2 separate regions of the Homo sapiens genome follow, and region 1 is linked to region 2. Evidence: chromatin contacts called from ENCODE Hi-C or POLR2A ChIA-PET data. All regions are on one chromosome and are shown on one strand. The core of a region is the stretch at or near the end of the contact, and the rest is flanking DNA. Distances in the headings are between cores, read along the strand shown. Region 1 overlaps TANC2 (tetratricopeptide repeat, ankyrin repeat and coiled-coil containing 2). Region 2 overlaps TANC2 (tetratricopeptide repeat, ankyrin repeat and coiled-coil containing 2).

Region 1 (4,964 bases), core at 1,269-3,768, 270 kb after region 2:
TATCAACCTAGTAACTACTTTAAACGAGTTTAGAATGTGGGTTAGAAATTTTCCAAATGGTTTGTTTTATGCACCGAGATAATTCTTATGGTTCCTAGTAAGTGTCTATCCAGTCAAATTATTAAACTACTCTTGTGTTCTGACCCATATATAGAACTCACAATTTGTTTTCTAACCTTTTAGAAATATGAACTTGAGAAAGAGGGAGCATCACTTATATTTAAAAAACAAGAGATAAAACTTCTTTGTCCAGGAAATAATTATAGCCATTAACACCTGAGCTCACCCACTCAGGGATGGAAATGACCCTCACCTCAGATAGGACCATGCCACTGCCCTCCCGTAAGGAACTGAAAAGAAATGCCAATGTCAGGAGTTCCAACTAAAATTGAAAATACACATAAGACAAGCCATAGATAGAACTGGTTTAAGAGTGCATGTATCTTCTAAAATTACCACATTTTACTTCATAAGTCCTTCTTATCCTTGCAGAAGGAAGGAAAATGTTACTTGAAGGTTTATACTTGCGGAAATTACAGGTAGTTTTCATTTTGCATATGACTCAGTAGTGGATAAATTTGGCCAAGTCCAGAGACAAAATGCCATAATTTGCACTTAAGTGGAAATGAATGCAAATGTCCATTTGATGTAAATTTTACTTGCTTCTCTGAATACGTTTTAAAGTTTGCAAACTGCAGTATCTGTGCCTGCCAAATATTATCATTTTCTGGTTTGTTACTGGAGTAGGAGGCCATAATAAAAGAAGAACCTGCTGACTACTACATCAATTTTTTAAGTCAATTTGGAAAAAAAAATCTTTATCCTCTTCCTTTAAAATGAAGTATAACTCCTACATGTTCTAACAGTGTTTCCATCCTCCATACCCCTCATTTTTTAAAACAATAGACTTGTGCACCTGAGAGCCCATGGTTAAATGAAACAAATACATATTTGTTAAAAGATAGACTTCATATCTCCAAACTCCTCTTTCTACTGTTGAAACGACACTCTGAGGACAAAATAGGCGTTCGTAAAATCTCCTTTGTATCAGAGATCATATTGTCAGTGGACAGTGGCACAAAAAGAAGAATGTTTCTGTTTTTTTCCTAATGTGTCTCTTAAACTCACTGTAGCTATTTTTACCTGTGACTTCATTATTTTATATTCAGAAGAAAATAGTCTTTGTCATACCTCTTCTCTCATCTTTAAGACTGCTACCTTGAATCATTCAAATCCTTATATAAAAAATGATTGCAAATGTACCAGAAACTTCTGTATCAACTAATGAAGAAAAAGAATGAAAACTGGCCCAAGACCTTGGACTGCAATTCCTAACTTTGGTTCTCTAGGCTTAAGAGCCCAGGGGTAGAGCTTGGCTGGAGGTAGTTCCCAGCTAATTCTAAAACAAAACAAAAAAAAAAACTTTTTATCTCTGCAAAGACTCTTGTCTTTAGATTCCACCCACACGTAGACTAACAGAGTTTGTAGCTAGGAAGAGGTACCAAAGGAGAGGTAGACCAAAGCAGAGAAGACAGTCTGGTTAGGAAAAATGAAACCAAGTGAGTTTGATTAAAGGTGAATTTTCAATAGATTTATTATTATTGTCTCCAAATATTGTGAGGCAATTTAAATGTGTCTTTATTCATTATTTTTCTTTAGAACTTTTCTTTATGGAAAAGGTGGCAAAAATCATTATTCTTAGAAGTAAAGTAGCAATTACATTAATGAAACACAAGGATATGTCACGTTTAACATGGAGCGCTGGAGAGGACCAGAACCACCTATCCTCAATCTTTGTTCTCTGCCCTTAGCCCTAACAGCTGCAGCCGGAAGGGGCAAACTGGAGGTGTGCCGTTTGCTCTTGGAACAAGGGGCGGCAGTGGCCCAGCCAAACCGCCGAGGAGCAGTGCCACTATTCAGCACAGTGCGCCAGGGCCACTGGCAGGTAAGCAGGGCGACCACTTCCAGTCCCTCAGGCAGGACTGAGTTCTAGGTGAGGACTTCTGATGCACAGAGCAAAATGATCACAAGTAAAGTTTGGGTTACCCAGCAGTGATCAGGTTTGAGGACTTGGACCTTTGTTATGAGTATTCTGGTTAATTGAGAATACGACAGTTAACATTCAAAACCATCACTTGATACAGATTGTATAGAAGGACTAACTACTTATGTCCTGGTGATAGAGTGACCTCCTTCTCACATTTCACAGCATCCAAAGACTCCTTGGAAGGTTCATTTCTCAGCGGACTTCTGCTAATCACTTACTTGCAGATGTCTGAGACTTACTAAAAGAAAATACAGTGAATGCAAATTCTAACAACACAATCCTTTTAGATGTTTGGATTCTGGATAAATGTTAATTTATACACTTAGGATGGAAAGGAAAGCACACTGATAATAATCTTCAGAAGTATTTCAATAGAAAAAAGGCTGTAGAAGCCAAACAGCCCTAAAGAGTTACCAGAGTCACTTGATTATGTTCAGTTCAGTTGCAAGTATTAACTACAGGCAGATTTGCAACCACTAGAGGGCAATAAAGGAGTGATTTATGTTGGAACTTCCGCTATGGGATTGTTTAATCCTACATCTTGGCCTTTGTTAAGTTCTTTTTTACTTAGTAGCTGAGTCAGACATTGAGAGTTGAATCCTTCTCATTTGACTGTCCCTGAGAGAGATTAAATCACATGGTACTAGGACTATACAGGTACTTATGGGGGAAGTGGAAAGATACATGGGTGACTCGTACAGCAGTAGGAATTCCTACAGAGTAAGAGATAGTGTGCACGTGTCTTCTCAGCAGCTCTTCTTTGGGCTAATTGGTCCCTGTTTCTCTGCACTTGCAGATTGTTGATCTTTTACTCACCCATGGAGCTGATGTCAACATGGCAGACAAGCAGGGCCGCACTCCCCTGATGATGGCTGCTTCCGAAGGCCATCTAGGAACCGTGGACTTTCTGCTTGCACAAGGTTAGTCTTGGAATGCTAGAGCTGGCTGGCCAGTTTCCATAATTACCTGGTGAACTCATGATTTCCAGCAATGGATCCCAGGAGATGCTAAGAACAGATATTAATCCAGTTGGTTGGAAAATGAAAGGCTATCTCCTCCCCTCTTGTATTCAGTGTAATGTTTTTAACTCTGATACTCTCTATTTCCTTATGACTTGAGGGATTTAAATGAAATTAACATATTCTAAATTCTCATTCAGATCAGTAGTCTCCAAACTTTGATTTTTTAAAAATATATACTCAATAAATGTTCATCTTCCGGGGATTGTGTTCTGACTTTATCAATTCTTTTGTAAGCCTGCACAACTAATATTTTTCTTGAATTCAAAGGAGGCAAATGCCAGTGAAGATCCCTGCTGACTCTGGGATGCTATTTGGGGGATCAAGATTATTACCCTGTAGTAATAAATTCCTTTTGACACTTACCAACATCCACAAATTCCTGGTGAATGGGAAATAAGTTAAAGGAGATGATGATCACACCACCATCATAAAGTACGTCAGGCTCCTGTTGGTTGCTGTGACCTCTATCACCTGTGCATAACAGTGGCTGCTGATGATGGACCTCTGTAGTAGAAAAAGCTCATCACTGGTGACTCTGCAGTGCCATCTAGTGGAGCTTGAGCATTTACTTGAAGCAAGAGACAGAGGCAGTCATTCCAGTTAGCCTCCACTATTAGTAAACTGGACGCAAATGTCGGTAATTACATCCACAAGCACATGTACTTTCCTTCAAGAAAACCAACCTCCTGAAGAATTATGCCTAGGCCAGAGCAGCTGAGGGTAGTTTAATTAGGAAGAAATTAGGTTTCTTCTAAGATTTCAAACTACAGCTCAGTCAGAGACTTACTGGATCTTTAGCTGTATCCCTTAAGTAAGATTTTTTTCCACAGACTCAGACTCAAGGCTGGGTCAGAATCAGAGAGTTGCTCTTACAGGGTGCGAAGTGGCTCTTGCCTTCCCCATATAAGCTACCAAAGAAATTTGGCTTCATGCTCTCTCCCTTCATTCTGCTGGGGAAGCAAGGAGGAGGAAGGTTGGGCCTAGATTCTCAAGATAAGATGTGTCCAGAGTAATATTCCAGAACAAACCAAGTCCACTGAAAGAGGCAGGAACTCTTGAGCCACTGATAACCTTTAGATAGCTGCAAAGTACCTGTCATGTGCCAGTAGAGGCTCCGTAGCCATAGATTCCAGGTATTTGTTCTCCCTTACCAGTGAAGACATTTTCATCTTTGGACTGTTTCATTTTTTTCCACACTTAGAGGCTTAATGAATTCAACAAAGATTTATTTAGGCTATGTTATTAGCAGAACACTATACTAGGAACTATGAGTGGTTCTGATTTTTTTAATTAATACACTATAACCTGTGCCCTCAAAGGGTCTATAATGTGGCAGGGAAGAGATGAAACAAAGATAAATGCCTTAAAAAGCGGAGAATCCTGAGTGCTCTGATACAGGCGTCCGTTGAGTTAGACTAGGACAGACTTTGAAATTCGAAGAGGAAAAATGTTTTGTATTTAGGGAGAGGAAGTAACATAGATGAAAGGCCAAAGAGGAATGACAGGTTTGGAGAAATATGCAAGCTGTCTAGTAAAATGTAAGGGGACTACGGAAAATAAAATTGGAAAGGTATGTGGAAATGGAAAAGGACCAAGTTAGAAGAATCTGGACTTAATTCTAAAGGAATCTGGGGAGGCTTTAAAAATTTTAAATAAGGAATTGATGGCAGAGTTATGCTTTAAAAACAATCACTCTGGCAGTATGTGAACAGCAGATTTGACAAAGGAGCCAGGAGATCAGTTAGGAAGCCATCGTAATGGAACATATGAGGCATAATGAGGTCCTAACCCAAGGGCAGTAGCTTTCAGCATAGAACAAAAAAGGGCTATGTGCAAGAGGTATTTTGGATATGAAGCCTGATTAGATGTAGGAAATAAGGATAGAACAGTTAAAG
Region 2 (4,588 bases), core at 150-2,649:
TATTAAAAGTATAGAGAACTGGATTGGCCCTTCTGAAAAGATGGCAAAAATTTTTTAAGAGGAGACTGCTCTGATTATCTATCTCATCAAATGACTAGATTGCTCAAATAATTATGTCTGTTCATATGAGAAGTCTTTTTTTAACTTATTACTTTCTCTGTTTATACTTGTTATCTCCCAATTCTCTTATTACCTAACCAGTATTCCAGTCATGACTGTAATGCCACTTGTGTCCTTCATACTGAACACCAACTTAAATGCACTTGCCTAAATGTTTTGCTTATAACTCAACACAAACTAGACAGAAAATGGAGAATTAAGTCAAGTTGCTCTATTGAAATAGAGTTTGGCCGGGTGCAGTGGCTCACTCCTGTATTCCCAGCACTATGGGAGGCAGAAGTGGGTGGTTGCTTGAGCTCAGGAATTCCAGACCATCCTGGCCAACATGACAAAACCTCATCTCTACTAAAAATACAAAAAAATTAATCGGGCTTGGTGGCACAGGCCTGTAGTCCCAGCTACTTGTTTGATCCTGACAGGTGGAGGTTACAGTGAGCCAAAATCATACCACTGCATTCTAGCCTGGGCAACAAGAGCGAGACTGTGTATGATGAAATAGAGTTTGGCCACTGGGCGTGGTGGTTCATGCCTATAATCCCAGCACTTTGGGAGGCTGAGGAGTATTGCTTGAAGCAAGGAGTTTGAGATCAGCCTGGGCAACATAGTGAGACCCTGTCTGTACAAAACATTTTTATAAATTAGCTGGGTGTGGTGGCATGCGCCTGTAACGCCAGCTACTCAGGAGGCAGAGGTAGGAGGATCACTTGATCCCAGGAGGTCAAGGCTGCAGCGAGCTGTGATCACACTACTGCACTTCAGCCAGGGTGACAGAGCAAGACCCTATCTCAAGAAAGAAAGAAATACATGTTGGTACCTGCACTGTTTCTTAATTTCATTCATTTGGTATAGGATTTTCATGATTTTTGCCCCACCTGATTATAACTACTTTTTGTTTAACCTAATATTTTCTTGGAATTTCATGCTTTTGTTTAAATAATTTACTTTTAAAGAAACTTTATACTACTAGTCAAACTAGAAAATCAATATCATGAACATAACTAGAAGATTAACTAGAACATTAATCTGGCTACTTAAACCTTCAAATGATTCTGAAGCTCAACTCTCTCTGTTAAAAAGGAGGATTAGCTGATACTAGCCGCACATTAAAATTTTCTTCTTGACAGATTCAGAAGGATTGACAGATAATTGAAAAGAGTAACTTTTGTAGCAATTTCATTAGTCAGAATAGGCTAAACTATATTGCCATAACAAACCATCTTTAAAATGGCAGCAGATTCATACAACAAATGTTGGTTTCTAATTCACCCAACAAATGTTGGCAACTCTCCAGGGCAGCTGTCCTTTATTGCTGCTTCAATCTTGTAGTTTCACTATCTCAACGTGAGACTTTCATCATGATTTTTCTGTCAGAGGAAGAGATACACTGTAGAATCATGCAGGGACTATGTCACTTCTGCTTTTATTTCATTGGCTCAAACTAGTCTTCTAAACTGCACAACAGCTGGTAATTGTAGTCACCCCTCTGCCTAGAAGGGAATGGAGACCAGGATATTGGTGGGCACTAGTAATGCCCACTGCGCTATGTAATTCAGTGCTATTTACTGCCGTTTTTATGGATGATTTTAAATCATCTTTTACATCCTAAAATCAGTCCCATACCTTGAGAAACAGTTTTTTGTTTTGTTTTTGAGACAGAGTGTCGCTTTGTTGCCCAGGCTGTGTGTAGAGGCACCATCTTGGCTCATTGCATCCTCTGCTTCCCAGGTTCTAGCAATTCTGCTGCTGCAGCCTCCCGAGTAGCTGGGACTACAGGCCCTCACCACCACTACACCTGGCTAATTTTTGTAGTTTTAGTAGAGATGGGGTTTCGCCATGTTGGCCAGGCTGGTCTTGAACTCCTGACCTCAAGTGATTCACCTGCCTTGGCCTCCCAAAGTGCTGGGATTACAGGCGCAAGCCACCATGCCTGCCCAGGAAGAGTATTATAAATGAAATATTATAATATTTGAAATCAAAATATCAGGATATGAATCTGTGATCTACCACTTAATTACTGTAATCTTGGACAAGAGATCTTATGATTCTGTTTTCCCATCTGCAAAACAGGATTAATGTATTTTACATAGAAAAATTACAAAGGTCGAATGAGCTTAGGTAAAAATTTAAATAAAAGTATAAAATAGGCTGGGTGTGGTGGCTCATGCCTGTAATCCCAGCACTTTGGGAGGCCAGTGTTTGCGGATCACTTGAGGTCAGGAGTTCAAGACCAGCCTGGCCAACATGCTAAAACCCCGTTTCTACTAAAAAAAAAAAAAAAAAAAAAAAAAAAAAAAAAAAAAATTAGCCCGGCATGGTGGTGCACAGCTGTAATCCCAGCTACTCCAGAGGCTGAGGTGGGAGAATTGCATGAACCCAGAAGGTGAGGTTGCAGTGAGCCTAGATTGTGCCACTGCACTTCAGCCTGGGTGACAGAGCGAGACTCTGTCTCAAGAAAAAAAAAAAAGTATTTTTATTTGTCGTTACATAGCTTTTTTTGAAAGTGAGGTAATTGTTTTTAGAGCTGTGTACCTCACATTAGAACTGGGCTCTAGCAAGAAGTTTTGCATCACTAACTAAAAGAAATAGGCCATCTATAAGACCCAACAGAATGATCCCATTTCATCAGTCTTTCTAAAACAAAATTTAGGGATGTTTTCTCTTCCATTTAAATACTCATTTTAAAAAAAATTGTTACATTTAATTCTTATTTGAGTGCCAAATAAGATCAGAGCAAAATTAAAAGTTTGTATAAAGCTCTATAAGAAAACTACCGTCTATAGATGTAATGTTGGAAAAAGTTTTTAAACTTTTTTACTTGATAAACATTAAAATGGTATCATTAATTTTTAAAACAAGGCAAAGTGTGATGATATTTATTTTAATTGATTGAACTAAGTTAGAACAAACTAAATTCATAAGCCAGACATTGCTACAGATTTCTTATACACTGTTGGTATAAAGTCTAGCCACATATATCTGAAGTAACTTGATTTTCTAAGTCACTTGCTCCTGTCCCAACTTCTTTCTTAATTTTCTGGTGGAGTTTGTAAAGGAGTGCTATTATTTCTTCTTAAGGCAGTTGTTAGGATTCACCAGTGGTGACAACTGAGACTGGGCTTTTTTGTGGTAAGATGTTTAATTACTAATTCAGTTTATTTACTTGTTATAAATCTATTCAGATTTTTCCATGTCTTAATGAATGAGTTTTGATAATTTGTGTCTTTCTGTGAATTTGCCCATTTCATCTAAGTTATCAAATTTGTTGGCTTAAAGTTGTTATTAATATGCCCTTATAGTCCTTTACGTTTCTGCAGAGTCAATAGTGATGGCCCCATTTTTATTCCTAATTTGATAGTTCATGTTTTGCTGTTTCTCTTTGTCAGTCTAGAGTAAGTTTTTTCTATTTTGTTTATCTTTTCAAAGAATTAAATTCTCGTTTCATCATTTTCCTCTGAAAAGCAAATAAGTTTATTTGCTGTTTCATTGAGTTCTGCTTTAATCTTTATGGTTTTATTTTTCTGCCTGATTTGGGGTTTAATTTGTGCTTTCCAAATTTTTAAAGACATAAGCTGTGAGCATGTTTTTCTCCAGTTATTTTTCAATTGTTGTAACCATAAAATTTTCATGAAACTTTAAAAAAAGATAAATTAGTGAAATTAATGGGTCTTCTGAAACGAGTTTCTTAAAATCACCTTATAATTCCAATTGTTAATAGAAAATTAACATATATTAAACTCCGATGAGTTGGGGGGCATCTGCAATACATTTTTCTCTTTAAATTGTGTAGCCTATGTTTTGTCCCATTTTCATGGCACTTGGCTTTCTCCTGTTTGTATCATAGCTGTTCTTCTTCTGTCTTACCCCCTCATTAAGTTCCTTTAGGCTGGACACTGTCTTAATTATGTTTGAATCCCCTGAAGCATTTCTTACTGCTCTGTGCACATGGTAGGAACACAGAAGCATTCATTGAATTGAAGGGAACAGCTCATATGTTTTATGGAATTGGTTTACAAATAGTTATTGCAGGTTTCTAACAAAATAATTTTCATTTAAACTGTCATTATTTGTATGTGAAAATTTCATGTAGCACCAAATTTGCATTTTTAACACATCTGAGTTTTCATGTTTGTGAAGTATCCCAATACTCTCAGATGATTATGCTAATCCTTAAAAAGTTATCATGATGCCTCTTTTCTTATTTATTACATAGTAACATTTCTAGTAGAGAGTGGGGCCTTTGTTATGTCACATTTTTTATGAAATGTTTAAAGAAGGAGATAAAGATGAAAAATTAAATAGGAATGTCATAATTATTCTAGAGCTTTTAGCAATATTTGCCTGTGTATAAAATTATCAATTTATATTTCACAGCTATAACTTCTGAACAAGAAATGACTAAATACAGAAAAGCATTTAGCTCTGATATCACAACCTCTTTATTTTAATCAGTAGAAAACTTTATTAATAT

Evidence for each region. Hi-C counts contacts between places; a loop is a spot of excess contacts on that map. ChIA-PET counts read pairs that join two places held with the same protein, here RNA polymerase II (POLR2A). Pooled maps may share reads with other maps.
Region 1: a pooled map shows a loop between it and region 2 (2.3-fold over the local background). The contact joins two enhancer-like sites. A Hi-C loop is called at or near these places in 2 of 50 pooled maps. POLR2A ChIA-PET finds 5 or more read pairs at or near these places in 3 of 52 experiments (AG04449, Panc1 and activated T-cell).

What each region holds. Positions count from the first base shown.
Region 1 is chr17:63,403,311-63,408,274 of GRCh38, forward strand. TANC2 (tetratricopeptide repeat, ankyrin repeat and coiled-coil containing 2) reads left to right here. Exons shown (of 28, transcript NM_001394998.1): 20 at 1,812-1,945; 21 at 2,844-2,967. All of the region lies in intron 2 of LOC105371856 (a long non-coding RNA gene), which reads right to left. Among named protein-coding and RNA genes, the nearest start is that of CYB561, 41 kb to the right of the region's middle. Within about 2 kb of position 2,519, at least 3 of the 41 ENCODE cell types and tissues checked have a DNase peak (open chromatin) inside an H3K27ac peak, as active enhancers do.
Region 2 is chr17:63,138,997-63,143,584 of GRCh38, forward strand. The region is part of intron 4 of TANC2 (tetratricopeptide repeat, ankyrin repeat and coiled-coil containing 2); the gene reads left to right. Among named protein-coding and RNA genes, the nearest start is that of TANC2, 180 kb to the left of the region's middle. Within about 2 kb of position 1,400, at least 3 of the 41 ENCODE cell types and tissues checked have a DNase peak (open chromatin) inside an H3K27ac peak, as active enhancers do.